2 separate regions of the Homo sapiens genome follow, and region 1 is linked to region 2. The links are chromatin loops, found by intact Hi-C in ENCODE. Cell type or tissue: mucosa of descending colon. All regions are shown on one strand. Each heading gives the region's core, and the rest is flanking DNA. Links, peaks and the distances in the headings are about the cores only.

Region 1 (2,925 bases), core at 297-2,796, 91 kb after region 2:
AGAGGCAGGTGCACAGGCAAACACAGGGTGAAGAAAAGATGTGGCAGGAAAGAGAAAAAAATTCTTAATGTAGCCTTGAGCACACACGTAGGACAGTCACATCTGGGTGTAACACCTCTTAAATCCTGAACCAAGAGTATTGTAGATGCTAGAGAGCAAAAGGACTATGTATGTTTAAATTTGTTACTAACAAAAATTGCTGTGATTAAAAACTAATAATGTTGGCCGGGCGCGGTGGCTCACGCCTGTAATCCCAGAACTTTGGGAGGCCGAGGCAGGCAGATCACGAGGTCAGGAGATCGAGACCATCCTGGCCAACATGGTGAAACCATGTCTCTACTAAAAATACAAAAATTAGCTGGGGGTGGTGGTGCGTGCTTGTAATCCCAGCTATTCAGGAGGCTGAGGCAGGAGAATCACTTGTCCAAGGAGTCAGAGGTTGCAGTGAGTACAGATCAATGCCACTGCACTCCAGCCTGGAGACAGAGCTATACTCTGTTTCAAAAAAAAAAATGTTATCTTACTGTTACCCAGAAGAAAAAAGTGCAAGACGAAGAAGAGCCACATTTTTTCAACACAAACTTTAAAATTTTTCAAAGTCATAGCCACCATCAAATATGGAGTATTTACTGATTTACTGACAAAATCATTATTTTAAACCTTCAATTTACCATTTATCTTTTCCTTGACCACTCGGACAGAAGCAGCGAAAACGTGAAATCTTGGCTAGATGATGATAAAACCATCCTTAGGATTAAAAGTCATATTCATTAAATCCAGAGGCAAGAAATTTCATGCATAAATATGTCATATTTAGTTGATCATTGGAAAAGTGCTAGAAATATTGTCTCCTCACCCTAACAAAATAGTGGAAGGCATAAAATTTACTTGAACCTTTAACCCTAGCCAATATCTGACACAAAATGCAAACTTAAGAGCAGCCTATTGCTTTCTTGTAGCTTATAAAACTGCCAACATTTGGTAGCTAATTTCTGGCTTTTATTTTTAAGACCAAAGGTCTGGATTTCAGTGATGGAACAAGGGCACACAGGATGAAGAGAACAGGGTACCCTGGGTGGGAGGGAATACTCTCCACATTATCTTTTGCTGGGAATCCTCGGTTGCTTTTGTAACTGCCCAATGGGTTCACCCTGCCCATTGCCTAGACAGAGTCGATTTATCCACACAGGGGAATGGCAATGGCAAAAGAGTGATTCACGCAGAGCCCGCCTTGTGGGAGGCCGGAGTTTTACTATTACTCAAATCAGTCTCCCTGAGCATTCGGGGATCAGAATTTTTAAAGATAATTTGGTGAGTAGGGGCTTGGGAAGTGGGGAGTGCTGATTGCTCAGGTTGGAGATGGAATCATAGAGGGTCATAGTGAGGTTTTCTTGCTGTCTTCTGTTCCTGGGTGGGGTGGCAGAACTGGTTGGGCCAGATGACTGTTCTGGGTGGTGTCAGCTGATCCATGGAGGTGCAGGATCTGCAACATATCTCAAGCACTGATTATAGGTTTTACAATAGTGATGTTATCCCCAGGAGCAATTCGAGGAGGTTCAGAGTCTTGGAGCCAGAGGCTGCATGACCCCTATATTGTAATTTCTAACCTTGTAGCTAATTTGTTAGTCCTGCAGAGGCAGACTGGTCCCCAGGCAAGAAGGGGTTCTTTTCTGGAAAGGGCTGTTATCAATTATGTTTCAGAGTCAAACCATGAACTGAATTCCTTCCCAAAGTTAGTTCGGCCTACGCCGAGGAATGAACAAGGACAGCTTAAGGGTTAGAAGCAAGATAGGGTCGGTTAGGTCTGATTCCTTGGACTGTCATAATTTCCTCAGTTATTTTGCAAAGGTGGTTTCACTTTCATAAAGACTGAAAGACTCATTTAAAGTAAACAAATATAACATGTAGGTCTTAGCTGCTCAGTCGACTAGCTGTTCTTCCCCGCTAGTTTATGCTTCTATTGTGTTGTCCAAACAACTGAAGTGAAAGCTTAAGTATTTATATCCAGAATGTAGGGTAAAACTCCTATTGTGTGATTGCATGCATTCAGTTTCTGAGTGAACGTGTTTTTTAATACATTATTCAAAATATCATCACAAATCTCTCCTGTGTTTTATTTGTAAAGATAGCTTCTGATAGACTTCCATCACCAAGATAAAAGAAATGATAAATGCCGTGATAACTTTGTTGAAATCCATTAACTTAAAGCAGTGGTAAACATTCTTGAAGTGTTATTTTTACACTTAATTTATTCATTGTAATATGTGCAAAACATACACCGCTGCAGTCTCCAGGAGAGAGGTGGAGGAAAGGTGCTCCATCCTAGGCATGGCGTCGTTACCCCAATGACAAGGTAGACGAGGGAGACACATCCCAGGAGAATGATATTTCCAATCAGCCTCTGCAGAGAGCTCAAGTAGGAATGCACCAATTATTCAGCACTTCGCACATATGCATATGGACAGTCAGTGCTTAACATGTGTGCATGTAAGGAGTCAGAGCTTTCCATGTTAATATGCATGGCCACGATTCACCACATGTAACATATATATTAAAAATTGAGATATAAATTAGTTTGTGAAGAATGGTCATTAGTATCTGTTGTTGTATTTGCTGTTGTTGAGAAACAAGAGTGCAGAGACAGAAACAGGGATCAGTGAAGCAGTAAAATTATTCTAAGAATGAATCCTATGCTACAAAAGATACTTTTGTTCCATGTTCAAGCGCCATTTTTTCTTTGTAGGACAGAAATGTGTTACATCAAAATGTAAAGGAAGGAAGTTGACCAGAAAGCAAATGTTTTCTTAGTCCGAAGCCATATCAACCTTCTTTGTACACACGTGTTCCCCCCCACCCCACCACACACACACTGGATGTAGTTTAAACTTGACTTTATACAGTCATTCTCTTATCCAAAATACTTAA
Region 2 (2,925 bases), core at 274-2,773:
GGTGGGGCGGGGCCTGAGAGCCTGGATTTCTGACAATTTTGGAGTAATGCCAGTCCTGCTGGGCCATTGGCCACACAGGTCAGGGGGCATTCACCTGTCATTATCTGTCCCATTCTTTCAGGCGCATTCGCTTGTTAACCAGAGACTGGGAGTTTTGTTGAATGCGTTCAAAGGCCTGTGACATTATTGCCCTGAGGCCACTGCAGCCCAGCTCTGTTCTGTAGGAATCAGTTTCTCTCCTTAGAGTGACAGGTGATCTCACCGCAGGGCTCCTTGGTTGAGTGTTGGCCCAAGGACACTATCAACTCTCAAGAGAAGCATCTGCCAGCCAGCCACCCATGATTCGCAGGGTTTAGGCTCTGGAACGGTGAAGAAGTGGCTCCACGCCATGGGCAGATCTGAAGGAATTCTTAGCAATCGTGTCCGTTCTGATGCTAAAATGAGGAAAATCTAAATCAACGCTGGGATGGACACAACAAAAGCAGAAATTCCAGCATATTTAGAAATAATCCCAATAATCCCAACCAGAAATAATCTAAGGTCTGCCATGGATAAAAATACAAAACCGGATTTAGGGCTAGATTCAGCAGGAAGGGCTTGTGGAATGACAGGAAGGAGAAGGGACAGGGAGGGGAGACACAGCTGATGGCCTCACTGTAGATTCAAGATGAGGATCAGTTAGAAGCATTTGGACAAAGGTCAAAGCTGTTAAAAAAAATTCATACACCATCAATCAAAATAAAACAACGTGAATGAAGTGACTCAGGGAACATGCAGTTTGGCTCAACTGTAAACTGCTTCAGTAACATCTTGCTCCCCTTCTCCTGGTCAAGAAACTACATTATTCATCTTCCAATAACAGATTATCGCCCTGTTCTTGGAATGAGAGGAGCTCCACATTGCTGGAAAATAGCACAGCTCACAACACCTAGAAGAATATCCACATGACTTTCAACATACTTTAGAAAAAAAATCACAACAAAGTGGCTCAATGACTAAAGAGAGACATTTCTTCTATTTGCCATAAAAACCAGAAAGGCTATTTGCAGAAAAAGAGCCAACATATTTTCTTGAAGTCATTGGTAGGCTGTCTCTTCCCCAAGCAGAAATTCAAAAACACAATATAAACATTTGGTTCAAGTCTTGGCACTTTCTGCAGTAAGAACAATACCCCTCCCTCTCCCTGGTGGTAGCAGAACTGGGGAGCCCTGGGCTGAGCCCGTTCCCTCCCTCTCTGCCATACTGCCTGCTGGAAGACTGGAGGAACGTCTAAACTTAGCACATCGTGGTGTAGGCAAGATTATGCAAGCACAAGGAGATAGTCCAAGCAAATGTTCTGAAATGAATTCATATCTTCAAGATCAGAGTCTAGACTTATTTGCCCAGACGCTCAGCACTTCCCTGCTCTTGTTTTTGAAAATTGTGGTCCTTGGCACCCAGTTAGTTTGTCCTATCTTCATAGATTCTGGGAGGGGGCCAGACACCAGCGTGACTGTCTATGCACACTGCGTGCTGGACTGTCATGTGTGAGGGCGTGTTGTGGGTGTGCCTGCACATGCCTGCATGTGTGAGTGCTCCTTCTTCAGGAAGTATTTTTACCTCATTGCACATTCCCCTTCCTGCATAAAATGAACTCCTTCCATTTCTTAACCAAAATGATTCTTGCCCATCAATCAGGATTCTGTTTAAATGTCATTTTCTTAAAGGTCTTAAAGGGTATCCTCAGATCACTGGAACCCAAGTAGGAATTTGGATAAATTATCTCATGTCCCAGTTCTTTTCCTTAACACATTTTTGCCATAATATATACCCTTGAATTTTTAATTGTTTAATGCCTGTCTCTCACTAGTCTACCAAATTACTGAGGATGGAGACCCTATCTGTTTCTTTATTGTTGTATACTTAACATATAACAAAGTGCTTAACACCTAGAAGCCAGGTAATTAATAAACAGTCAGATAAATACATGAGCAACTGAATAATAAAGATAACTCCATATAGTTATATGTGGAAATATATATATATTATATATACACTGTTGTGATTATCGTTATTACTTTTGTCATCACTGTTCTAATTTGGGGTTCAGTTTTTATTAATTATTTATAAAATTTAGTAATTTCTAGATTTACCATAATATAAATTAATTATTACTATCTAATACAAAATTACTGTTTACCAGCAAATTCTCACAAATAATTATTATAGTAACAAGAAACTATTACTATAACTAAATTATTACAAATTATTATTATAGTCTATGAATCCAACAGGAAACAGCAGCTCTTATTTTGAATAGGTAAGGTTTCTAAGCTGGAGGGATCAGGTCTTCCTTATCCAGCTTAATTTCTAGTCCTTCCATGACATTTTTCCAGATAATATGCCGGGACACCCTTAGCATTCCATCAAGTTTTGGGTAAGAATATTTTCCATCTCTGGCCAGCTTGATTTGCCGAGCTGTGCTAGATGTCAGCAGCTGCACTGGACATTAGCTGAGGGTAAATAATGAACATGCATCAGCTTCCAACTCTGTGCCAGCCTGTGCCACATCTTTGGCCCTGGGTAAGGTTAGCCTAAGTGATGCCAGCCAAACACCCTCTGCAGGCTCCTTCCCATCTTCTTGGTTCCCCTTCTTCCCCGATGCACGCCCCCCACCCCCCAAAAAAGTCTGTCACTCCTGCTGCTCAGCCTAAGGCAAGCTATACACAATTGTTGATGCACGAAAGAAGATATGCTGGACACACAAAATGAAACAAACAGAAACTCAAGGCCATCGACGCTAAAGCAACCCTTCTGGCTGGTGTTTGGAGACCAACACAAACTTTCTGGAGCATATGTCAGCATTTAAGATGGGAAAAAAATGGAAATCAAAAGAGTCCCTTTCCCCTGTTCCTGTCTCGCCACTCCCAAACCGTCGTTACTCTG

The links. Hi-C counts contacts between places; a loop is a spot of excess contacts. Peaks named below come from ENCODE experiments on the same cell type or tissue, not always from the same donor. Only the 100,000 strongest peaks of a DNase experiment are listed, where the experiment ranks them.
Region 1: it touches region 2 in a loop (2.0-fold over the local background); 2 of 110 quality-filtered maps call a loop at or near these places.

What each region holds. Positions count from the first base shown.
Region 1 is chr10:3,969,033-3,971,957 of GRCh38, reverse strand. No RefSeq gene overlaps it. Among named protein-coding and RNA genes, the nearest start is that of MIR6078, 21 kb to the left of the region's middle. In mucosa of descending colon, for the core only: no CTCF peak of the experiment used is centred there; a DNase peak (open chromatin) is centred at 1,427.
Region 2 is chr10:4,060,124-4,063,048 of GRCh38, reverse strand. All of the region lies in intron 4 of LOC107984195 (a long non-coding RNA gene), which reads right to left. Among named protein-coding and RNA genes, the nearest start is that of MIR6078, 70 kb to the right of the region's middle. In mucosa of descending colon, for the core only: no CTCF peak of the experiment used is centred there; DNase peaks (open chromatin) are centred at 1,228 and 1,528.